2 separate regions of the Homo sapiens genome follow, and region 1 is linked to region 2. Evidence: chromatin contacts called from ENCODE Hi-C data. All regions are on one chromosome and are shown on one strand. Each heading gives the region's core, a stretch centred on a gene start or an enhancer-like site at or near the end of the contact. The rest is flanking DNA. Distances are from core to core; before and after follow the strand shown.

Region 1 (5,700 bases), core at 1,631-4,130, 1.2 Mb after region 2:
GACGGCGCGTGGACTAGCCATAAAACTCTGCGCTGGATTTCCTCCGAGTTTGGGACTTTTAAATTCTCGAATAGTTACGTCAGCAGGGCCGAGCGCACTTCGGGGATCCGGCGCAACACGTGACCCGCCCGAGCGTCCCCTCCGCGTCCTTGGCTCCCGCCGCAGAGTGCGCCTCTGCCTCGGGGTGTCCTCGAAATCCAGTGTCGGGGCGCTGGGATTTGCTGCCCAGGCTCCGAGCGCCGAATACACCACGCTGTGGCCAGGTGTCCTCTTCAATCCTGGTCTTTTCTTAAAATGGCTTCATCATCATCACTGTTACTGTTGTTGCTATCTTCAGGCTCTGTCAAATGCTGGGACAGGAGAATGTGATAGCGGGTTGAAATACAGCTGAAATAGACATTGTGGAGGGGAAATGGAAGCGGGGCCTAAGGAGGGGCGGCTGGAGAGGATGGGGGGCCCTCGTGTCACAGGACGTGGGACATTGAGGATCCTAGGGCAGTTTCCTGTGCTATGCCAGAGGAAGGTGCGGCTCTGTTACCGGAGAGAACTCTCCCCATTCTTACTTCTCTGATTCCTTATTGAGGCCACATTTTAAAAGCCGTTTCCATGATATCTGGAAATGACTTTTTTTCCGGGACTGTGACGTGAGGCAGTGTTTGGTCTGTGAGATGCACGTGCAGATTAACAGTTGAATCTTAAGCAGTGTTTTTAGGGTTGACAGTTGATGGAACTTAGAGGAAGGGTTTTGTTGAAAATTGCACAGTGAGTTCCCTCCCGGAGCAGCTGGCTTTCCCTTCTCAGGCCAGGCGGGAGGGCCTCCTGAGAATGGGACCAGTTGAGCCAGGCGGGTGAGTGGATTCCCACGGGGCTCTTTCTCACAGGCTCTGCCTGGGACTAATTCTCCGGGAAGGAAATCGGAGCAGCAAATAGGCCAGCAGCCACCCTCCTTGTGCAAATGCCACAGCAACTCAGCTACCCAGAGTCACTAGTCTCTCATCAAAAGTTACATCCCAAGCCTCAGAAGTGTGATCATGGAATATGACCTGCTTGTATTATAGTTATTCATATACCGGTGTTATGGAACTGCCTTATGGAAATCTTCAGGTCAAATGCTGCCGCCTCTGTGGAACCTAGACAGGATTAGCCCCTTGTCTCTCCGTTCCAGCCGTCCTCTTTTCTCTCTTAAAAAAATAATGTTCAAGAAACGTGCTTGAACATTTAAAATATTTTAGCAAGAAGGAAAGTTAAAGATCAAGGTTTCGTTTTACAGATACGAAAAGAGAGACTCAAAGAAGTCCAGGGTCTTGGCCAGGGCCACACATCAAGGTAGGACTCCAACCCCAGACCGCAGACACTTGCCCTGGTGTTCTCTGCGCCAAGTCCTGCGGCCTCGTTGGTTTTATTCGGCTTTGTATCCTGGTTATTTGTGTTTGATGCTTTTATGGAGACAGACACTGCTTGAGGAAGGATATGTCTGGTTCACAATGCCACGCCACAAGAGTAACACAGAGCCTGGGAGGTAGATGGTGGTTGAATTGAATGACACAGCCCCCACCTTCAAGGAGGTAGGTAGGTGAGTGTGTGTGTGTGTGTGTGTGTGTGTGTGTGTGTGTGTGTGTGTGTGTGAGATACCTGAGCATGCACATATGGGGCAGGCTTTGTGGTGAAGGATAATGCCCCAGGAGGGGATGTCTGGAAATGTGGGAGGATATTTTTGGTTGTTCCAGTGACTAGGGAGGGAACTGCTATTAGGAGGATATTTTTGGTTGTCCCAGTGACTGGGGAGGATGCTATTGGCGTCTAGTGGGGGAGGGCTAGGGTCACTCTCATGTGAGAGTCCTGCACAGCAGAGAATTGCCTCACCCCAATGCCAATAGCATCTCAATAGAGGATGCTGCCAGGCTTTGAGGAATCATGAGAGACAGTTCTAATTGGGAGGATGAAAGAAAGGGTCTCTGGGCTTGCCCAGCTCTGGGCTGTAAGCGTAGATGAGACTGGAAGAGAATGAGGGCTTGATGGGGAGCACCTGTGTGTGTGTATGTGCATATGTGTACATGCATGTGTGGGTGTATTTTTTTTTTTCAGGACTTGGTTCCATAGCCAAAAGCGAAGCGTTCTTGGATTTACTGTAGCTGGGGTTTAGCAGGTCCTTGCAACTTTTGCACAGATGATCAGGAGGTGGTTTAGGAAGCTGGCAATAAAATCAGTAACTAGTGCTGGCTAGAGGAGCATAGAGATGGCTGCAGGGCTGGGTGCCCTCATTTATCCCCTTGTGACCAAGGTCTGTGAAATCCATTTTGGTGGCTAGCTGTGTTTTTTTTCTGCCTCTCCCCTATTGAGGTCGCAGTCCTTGGTTCATAACCCCAGTAATCATGTTCACATCAACTCCCTGCGATGACAGAACATGTTGAGGATTATGAAATCATTCAGGAGAAACGAGAGGCCTGAGAAGGAAGACCCAGGGAAACCAAAGTTTGCAGAGCAATGCATCTGAAAAACAGAGGAGCAAGTGAAATTCTCCAGGGAATGTAGAGCAGCCGACCCTTTGTAATGGAGGTGTCATTTCAGATGTGTTGAGTGTCAGCTCTGTCCCCATCCCTCTGTCCGCTATCCACAGTGTTATAGAGTTTCAGTCTGTCACTTTGCAAGTGTATTCATGGCTGCTAATTGAGATAAAGCAAAGTCCCCAAGACTTATTTTCCTTAGGTTGGGGAAGGGCAGTATTGAGAAAGCCCAGAATTTATAGACAAAGATCCTATATTGGAGTTCTTGCCCTACCCCTTACCAGCTGTGTGACCTTGAGCAAGTCGTGACGTTGTGAACTGTCTGAGTCACCTTCCTTCTCGTGGATGGTGGGGCCGCTTATCCCTGCCCACCTGGCTCTCGAAGCTGGGGAGGCCAGTGAAGTCATGCACATGAATATACTTGATAAACAAACTGTAAAGGGCTGTGCAAATGGAAAGTCAGTGGTGTTCATATTTTTCATCTGGTTATGATTAAAAGTACTGATTTAGGGGAGCTCAATTTCCTAACACCTGCTGTAGCCTGTGTGCATTAGTGTTGTTTTTAAATGCAAACCAGGAGACATACTATGAAACGCAGTTCTTCCTTATTTAGAAGCTGTGTATTGACTCTGCCGTCCATGAGCTGGTTGTCTCGGCTTCCTTTTTGTTCATCCTACCTTGCTTTGCCACTCTCCTTTCTTTCTTTTTTTTTTTTGAGACCGTCTTGCTGCATGAGTGAGTGAGTGCAAAGCCCTTCACACAACACCTGGCAAACAGAAGTGCTCACAATGTGAGTGGCCCTTATGACTGCTATTATCATTAATACTTTTATTGTAATGATTTAAATTTGTTACAGTATTTCATATATATTCAAATTTTGCCACCAGCAGCAAAATCAGCATGCTCACAACATTAAATCAAGTCCCTCAAATCTCAGGGCCGCAGTTTCTCCTCTGCTCCTGGGAGAGGTCAACCTCTCTGGTCTTAGAAATCTTTTTTTTTTTTTTTTTTCTTTGAGACAGAGTCTCGCTCTGTCACCAGGCTGGAGTGCAGTGGCGTGATCTCGGCCCACTGCAACCTCTGCCTCCTGGGTTCAAGTGATTCTCCTGCCTCAGCTCCACAGCAGCTGGGACTACAGGTGTGCACCACCATGCCCGGCTAATTTTTTGTATTTTTAGTAGAGACGGGGATTTGCCATGTTTCCCAGGCTGGTCTCGAACTCCTGCTGTCAAGTTATCTGCCCAGCTCGGCCTCCCAAAATGCTGGGATTACAGGTGTGAGCCACCGCACCCAGCTGCCACCCTCTCTTTTAATTGTTCATTTATATTTTGCCTAGAAAATAAGTACAAACACACGAATATGGGGCTCTTGTTAGGTCTGCTGACCTGGGGAGAAATAAATGGAAAGAGAAAGCAGCTGCCCCATTGGCTCATCTCAGGTTATTTACAGTCCCGCTAATTCTTGTCATTCTGTGGTTGTGTCCACGCTTGGTCCTCTGAGGTCCAGGAGCTATTCTAGTGTCTGCATCATTTAGAATAGAAGGCTCCTGGCTAGCATTCTTGCACTGAAGCTCCTTGAGGGCATGGGGGGTTGGTTTCATATCATGACTGTTCCCCCAGTGGGGCACATTCTAAATTGACAAGAGACAGTAAGCAGCTAGGCCATATGGCCATCAATAGGATCTTTTTTCTTCCTCCTTTTATACCCAGGACACCCCTCCCTCCATCCCTTGGGCTTGCTGTGGCTCCTACTTTCTGGCTCCCTGCTTCACACAGAACAGGAAAAGATTGAACATTACCTTTGTTTTTCTCTTTTTCTTTTTTTTTTTTTTTTGAGATGGAGTCTTACTCTGTTGTCCGGGCTGGAGTGCAGTGGTGCCATCTCAGCTCACGGCAACCCCTGCTTCCCCGGGTTCAAACTGTTCTCCTGCTTCAGCCTCCCAAGTAGCTGGGACTACAGGCATGTGCCACCATGCCCGGCTAATTTTTGTATTTTTAGTAGAGTTGGAGTTTCACCATGTTGGCTGGGCTGGTCTTGAACTCCTGACCTCAGGCCATCCGGCCGCCTCGGCCTCCCAAAGTGCTGGGATTACAGGTGTGAGCCACCGCGCCCAGCCTGGACGTTACCTTTCTTACCTTGACTGAAACTGGTTCATCCCAGCAACTTAGCTGGCCCAGGACTCTGCATTCTGGAACTCCCAGGTTGTCTTGTGGTCAGCCGTGTGCCAAGGTCTCTCTCTGACGGCTAACAACCCCTGCGTCATTGCTCTCTGCATCCTCAGTACCTTGTATTGTGTTTGGCAGAACAGATTTTCGTCAGTTCTTGTTGAATCAGTTAATGAATCGTCTCCTCTCTTGAACTATAGGCTCTAAGGCTTTGCTTTTTGTTCAGGGTCTAGACCTGGTTGCATTGCAGGGAGAGGAAATGGAGGTAATTTTGCTGCTTGTGTGGTTTTGGAATCAGGGAAAATCTGTAACTCTGCTAAGATGCTGAGGACTGAGTGACATTTTTTTAAACACCAACTAAAATTTTGCCTCATCTATATAAGAATACTGGTGGCATTTGTTGAGACTTCAGTTTGTTGTTTGTGGGCTGAGTGGCCTGTTCTCAGCCTGAAAAAGTTAGAGAGGAAGCTGATTGTGGCCTGAATTAAGTGTTAGCTAGACAGATCTGGTGGCAGAGGCTATTAATATCATTCTGTTAGTGCTATTTTCCATGAACCCATACTGTGTATTGAGGACCTGTAGTGAGATGATGCTATGCTTTACATGTTTTTTAAATTGTGATTAAACAAACCACATAAGATGTACCATCATAACCATTTTTAAGTGTACAGTTTGGTGGTAAGTATATTCATATTATTGTGAAACATCTCCAGAACTTACTCATCTTGCCAATCTGAACGACTGTATCCATTAAACAACAATTTCCCTTCTTCCCTTCTCTCCCCAGACCCTGGTAACACTATTAGACTTTCTATTTCTACATATATTTTTTCCTCTTATTTCTTTTAACAGTCTTTCAAGTAATGCATTTATCTCCATTTTACAGGTTCAGAAACTGAAGCTCAAAGAGGTTAATGAACTTGCCTAGGGCTTATAAATGGCGAGTAAGTGGCAGAGCTGGATTCAGGCTCAGATCTATGTCCAGAGTCTGTGCTCTTTGTACTATACTTGCTGCCCCTGCCCACCTAAGC
Region 2 (5,740 bases), core at 1,072-3,571:
CTGGGTGGTGAAGATGAAGAGATAGGTGGCAGGCAACACTGGGAATTCACAGTCTCCGTTCTTGGAATCATACTTCTCATCCACGGGGAAAATTCCTTGGTTCTGGTACCTTCCCTGCAACTCTCTCCAATCATCCTAACATTCTGGGGGCCCAAGATGAGAATAAAAGCGAAGTTCCCATACCATGTGTCAATTATTAAAAAGTTATCAATCCGGGGCCGGGCATAGTGGCTCATGCCTGTAATCCTAGCACTTTGGGAGGCCGAGGCGGGTGGACTGCCTGAGTTCAGGAGTTCGAGACCAGCCTGGGCAACACAGTGAAACCCCGTCTCTAGTAAAATACAAAAAAAATTAGCCGGGCATGGCGCCGTGCACGGCGCCGTGCACCTGTAATCCCTGCTACTTGGGAGGCCGAGGCAGGAGAATCGCTTGAACCCAGGAGGTGGAGGTTGCAGTGAGCCAAGGTCACGCCATTGCACTCCAGCTTGGGTGACAGAGTAAGGCTCCGTCTCAAAAAAAAAAAAGGTTACCAATCCAATCAGTTGTTAGAAGATAAAACCCATAATTTTTCTACCTTGGTAAATACATCTTCATCATCATGAAGGCAAGGTTTGAATTTAGAATTCTGAGGAGTTGACTTTCGAAAAAAGGCAGCACAGAGAGCCAGGCTGCAGCCTACCCCCTTCACGCCTCACCCCACTTGGCTTTTTAGTGCACACACGTGTGTGTGTGTGTACAGGTGTGTATACCCACTAGCCCCACATATCCACGCCCCCACCCAGTTCCAGCTGAGCCATCACCCACAGAAGAATGATGGACCCAGGGAGAGAGGCCCACACAAACCTGGAGGTTGGCTCAGGGTTCCAGGTATCCGTGACTCTAAAAGGCAGGGTACAGGATCCAGGGGAAGCCCATCCCCAGCCCCAGGGACCCCTTGCCCTAGATAGGGCATAGCCTGATGAGACAGAGCAGGCCCCACCCCTGCCCACCAGGGCTCCTTGCTGGCCAGTGGGAGGTGGAGGCCTTAGAGTTATAAGGAGCTGTCAGGTTGGTCCCACTGAAGCCACACTGGCTTTGGGCCCCTGGGAGCCTGACTGTGAGGCCTTTCTGAAACCTCAGGTAGGCCTGACAGACAGACAGGGCTGCAATCCAGGGCTGAGCGCCTGCCTGGAGATGGGGCTCCAGGAGGGACTGGGAGGGCTGCCTGGAGGCGGGGGCTGTTAAAATGCAGCTCTCTGGGCCCTGCACCAGCCCTTCTGAATCAGTGGAGCTGGACATCTATGTTTTAACAAGACCCTCCTTCCCAAGGATTCTAACACAACACTAAAGTGTGAGAAGCACAGCTTGGAAACATTTTGTTTTATTCATGCAGTCAACAGATATCCACAGAACATCCCCTCCCTTGGCACTCTCAGTTTCCTGTCCCCTGCAGCCAACAGGAAGTCAGCTCTTCCCCACAGATTCTCTCCCTCCTCAAGTTTCAATTCAATTTCACCTCCTCAGGGGCACCTTTTCCAAAATGGCTGCCATCTCCCGGCCCTCAACACCACATCCCCTCTCCTAGCTCCTTCTTGGCCTTTACCACTGGTGCAGATGAGCTTCTTGGAGTATTTATTTTACTCATTGCCATGCCTCCCCCTCTAGAATATAACCCCTTCCCCAGGGCCAGGGCCTGATACATGGGAATCATTCCTTTACTGCAGTGTTGCTGGGATATAATATGCCCATAAACCTACTGAGTATTTGATGAATGATGAATAAGGCCGCTACCACTCAGCAATTCATTCATTGCCTCTTCCCACAATGGGACAATGGGGCAGGTGCCTTTTGGATAAAGAGGGAAGGTGTAGGTGGCGGAAGCCTCCGAGCTCTGAAGACCCTGCATGGCTGTCTGCCCGCCCCTCCATGAAAGGGGCAGCTCTCCCAGGAAAGAGAGGAAGAGAGGCCAAGAGAGCTCACAAATGGGTGTCTTCTCTTGTGAGGAAGGATTCGGGGCTCAACACGCTTCCTGGGGCTGGGTCTGTACAGGTAGAAGGAAGAGGCCCAGTTGGCTCCAAGCCTGGGCCAGCCCCAGCCCTGCAGCCTGGCGGTGTGCAGGCACCCTCACTTCAGAACATGCTTGTATGCACTTGCTCTTCTGGCACGCCATGAACTGTTTCTTGGCTGCCTTGTTAGGAGATTAAGCTTTCTCTAAAAAGATGAAAAAAAAAATCTCTAGCAAAGGCCTGACTAGAGCTGACCCCCGAGGAGGCGGTGGCAATAACTGATGGGCACTACATTTGTCTAATTAATCTTCTTGTCAACAAAGTTGTTCTTTGCCGGTGCCAGCTCTGACATCATCCTGCAAGCTTGCCACACTGGTTCATATGCAGTTACAAAGGCTGCCTGTGACCCAGCACTACACTCCCTAACCACCCCCAACACGCTGCTGCCTGGAAATGGGTGGATGAGAACAGAGATGTCACACAGCTGCTGGCTTAGAAGGGGCACCGGGGAATCACAGCTTGAATGAAAGTTGGATAAAGATCTGGAAGGTTCAGGGGATCCCCAGGCTGGAAGGAGCCTGGTTTCTAAATAGGACACCGATGCCGACCATCTTTTTCAAGTTAAACTTTGGAAAGTTCCATTTGCCATGCAAACTACCCTTGCCCTGGATGGGTTGCCCCAAGAGTGACCCAGGAAAGTTTAGGTGGTAAAGTTGCAAAATCAAGTGGCTTCAGGGCCCAGGCAGAGATTTCACTTTCAGTGCCCTGGGATGAAATCTCTGGATGTCCACGAGGCTGACCTGGACTTCCCGGATTGGGAGGCCTTGTGGTCAAAAGCCGAGTCCAGTCCTGAACACCAGATCTAAATGTTCAAGAAGACTGTGCAGATTTACAGGCTAAATCAGAGTCCCTGGTAGCTGTTTCCGACCTCTGTATGGGGCTTTTAGAGTGAACTGTGGTCTCATCCAGGCGTTTCCCGACCATTGCATCCCACACAGGGCCTCCCTTCTGATTTTATCGTTAGTCTCTCTCCCTGTTGATTTCCTCCAAGTGCTCATCACTGTCCACACTCACCCTGTTTATTTCTGCTCACCGATCTGGCTTTTTAATCGAGGAGTCTGTGAATAAAATCTGGAGGAGGGGGGTCTATGAACTTGGACAGGAAAATATTTATATCATTATTTTCACTGTCTGAGATTTAACAATTTACTCAATTATGAAAATCGGCAACAAGCCACAGTGTATTAGCAGTGTCTGTGACTTTGTCTCCAACAGAAATCACAGCTGTTTTTCTATCACGTCGTAGTTGATGCAGTTATCTCAAAATATCAGCTGGGCTAATCACTATTTTGAAATGACTGTAGTTAATAGATTGGTCTGTAGATCCTGTTACATCCTCTATCAACGAAGAACATATACGAGTATAGCACCACTTAAAAATATTTTGATAACTGCATGACAGTATAATCGGTTTGTTTCATAATCCTGTGTATCTTAATTTATGCTTTTTTCAAATATTCTGGCCTCATGAGACTGGCAAGAAAGACTGTAAGCCATCTTTTCTGTTACTTTTTCTTTCTTTCTTTCTTTCTTTTTTTTTTCTATTTTTGAGACGGAGACTCTCACTCTGTCACCCAGGCTGGAGTGCAGTGGTGATCTCGGCTCACTGCAACCTCCGCCTCCCGGGTTCAAGCGATTCTCCTGCTTCAGCCTCCCGAGTTCTCTTTTCTATCCTTAGCCCCGACCTTGGGTTCTGGCACACAGTAAGTGCTCAAGACAATATTATTGACTGAATTAATGAAGGAACCACTGAACAAATGAATTAAATAAGTGAACTGAACAAATGAACATGAGCCTTAACGTGGCCGTGGGTCCACGTCCATGGACCCACGTATTCTGGAAGGTGCAGAAGTTTCCACGACCCTTTGCCACCTGAGCTTCTGTCTGTGCGACATCCACACTACCCACCAGGAGAGACGGGGGTCTTGCTACCTCCACTAAGAACAGTAGGAACAGCTCAGAGCTGACCACGGCGTCCCCACTAAACAAGACTCCACCGGCCCATTGCCTTTTTTGCTCCAGCCACACGGGCCTCCGGAGACCAGAGCTGGAGATAAGGGGATGATCCTTTTTTTTTTTTTATATTATACTTGAAGTTTTAGGGTACATGTGCACAACGTGCAGGTTTGTTACATATGTATACATGTGCCATGTTGGTGTGCTGCACCCATTAACTCATCATTTAGCATTAGGTATATCTCCTAATGCTATCCCTCCCCCCTCCCCCCACCCCACAACAGTCCCCAGTGTGTAATGTTCCCCTTCCTGTGTCCGTGTGTTCTCATTGTTCAATTCCCACCTATGAGTGAGAACATGCGGTGTTTGGTTTTTTCGTCCTTGTGATATTTTGCTGAGAATGATGGTTTCCAGTTTCATCCATGTCCCTACAAAGGACATGAACTCATCATTTTTTATGACTGCATAGTATTCCATGGTGTATATGTGCCACATTTTCTTAATCCAGCCTATCGTTGTTGGACATTTAGGTTGGTTCCAAGTCTTTGCTATTGTGAATAGTGCCGCTATAAATATACGTGTGCATGTGTCTTTATAGCTGCATGATTTATAATCCTTTGGGTATATACCCAGTAATGGGATGGCTGGGTCAAATGGTATTTCTAGTTCTAGATCCCTGAGGAATCGCCACACTGACTTCCACAATGGTTGAACTAGTTTACAGTCCCACCAACAGTGTAAAAGTGTTCCTATTTTTCCACATCCTCTCCAGCACCTGTTGTTTCCTGACTTTTTAATGATCGCCATTCTAACCGGTGTGAGATGGTATCTCACTGTGGTTTTGATTTGCATTTCTCTGATGACCAGTGATGATGAGCATTTTTTCATGTGTTTTCTGGCTGCAAAAATGTCTTCTTTTGAGAAGTGTCTGTTCATATCCTTCGCCCACTTTTTGATGGGGTTGTTTTTTTCTTGTAAATTTGTTGTTCATTGTAGATTCTGGATATTAGCCCTTTGTCAGATGAGTAGGTTGCAAAAATTTTCTCCCATTCTGTAGGTTGACTGTTCACTCTGATGGTAGTTTCTTTTGCTGTGCAGCTCTTTAGTTTAATTAGATAAGGGGATGATCCTAAAGGGACGCAGTGGTCCCGCCCATCGCCGCCTCTACAGGGAGGGAGCCGCGGCCCCGAGCTGGCCACGCGATGGCGCTGTGCACCCGGCCGCGGAGCCCCTGCACGTCCGGCTCCCGCTCGCGCTCTCGGCTCGAGCTCCGGACTCCAGGCTCGGAGCAGGGGTTCGGGCTACGGTTCCCGGCTCCGAGGGACCGCGGGGCTCTCTGCCTGGGAAGGAAGCTTGCGGGCCTCCTCGGGCCTCGCTGCAGCCCAGCTAGGTTAATCAATCAGCAGCCGCTCAGTCACCCATCCCTTCCGCATCAGTTGCGTGGGGCTGGGGATCATGCCTAGGGCGGGAGGCGTGGGAGCGCAGGGCGCCCCGGGTCCGGATCCGGCTACAGGGGCGAACAGAGCGGGTTCTCCATCCCCTGGGGTGAAATCTCTGGGCCCAGGCTTTGAGACCCTCTAACTCGCCTTGCACACCCTGTGTCTGCAGAGGAGGCTGTAGTTCAGAGGCCAAGCCCGCTGTCAGAAGGCAGCCAGGCGGACTTGAGTCCCAATTCCTCCTTCCTTTCTACCATCATTCTCTCTTTTGCAAAATGGGGATGATAAAGGTCCCGACCAGTT

Evidence for each region. Hi-C counts contacts between places; a loop is a spot of excess contacts on that map. Pooled maps may share reads with other maps.
Region 1: a loop to region 2 is called in a map of prostate gland, with 3 times the contacts of the local background. The contact joins two enhancer-like sites. A Hi-C loop is called at or near these places in 2 of 168 maps with a recorded cell type or tissue (IMR-90 and prostate gland) and 9 of 50 pooled maps.

What each region holds. Positions count from the first base shown.
Region 1 is chr10:122,113,695-122,119,394 of GRCh38, forward strand. All of the region lies in intron 5 of TACC2 (transforming acidic coiled-coil containing protein 2), which reads left to right. Among named protein-coding and RNA genes, the nearest start is that of TACC2, 130 kb to the left of the region's middle. Within about 2 kb of position 2,881, at least 5 of the 41 ENCODE cell types and tissues checked have a DNase peak (open chromatin) inside an H3K27ac peak, as active enhancers do.
Region 2 is chr10:120,943,859-120,949,598 of GRCh38, forward strand. The region is part of intron 2 of LOC105378519 (a long non-coding RNA gene); the gene reads right to left. Among named protein-coding and RNA genes, the nearest start is that of WDR11, 95 kb to the left of the region's middle. Within about 2 kb of position 2,322, at least 8 of the 41 ENCODE cell types and tissues checked have a DNase peak (open chromatin) inside an H3K27ac peak, as active enhancers do.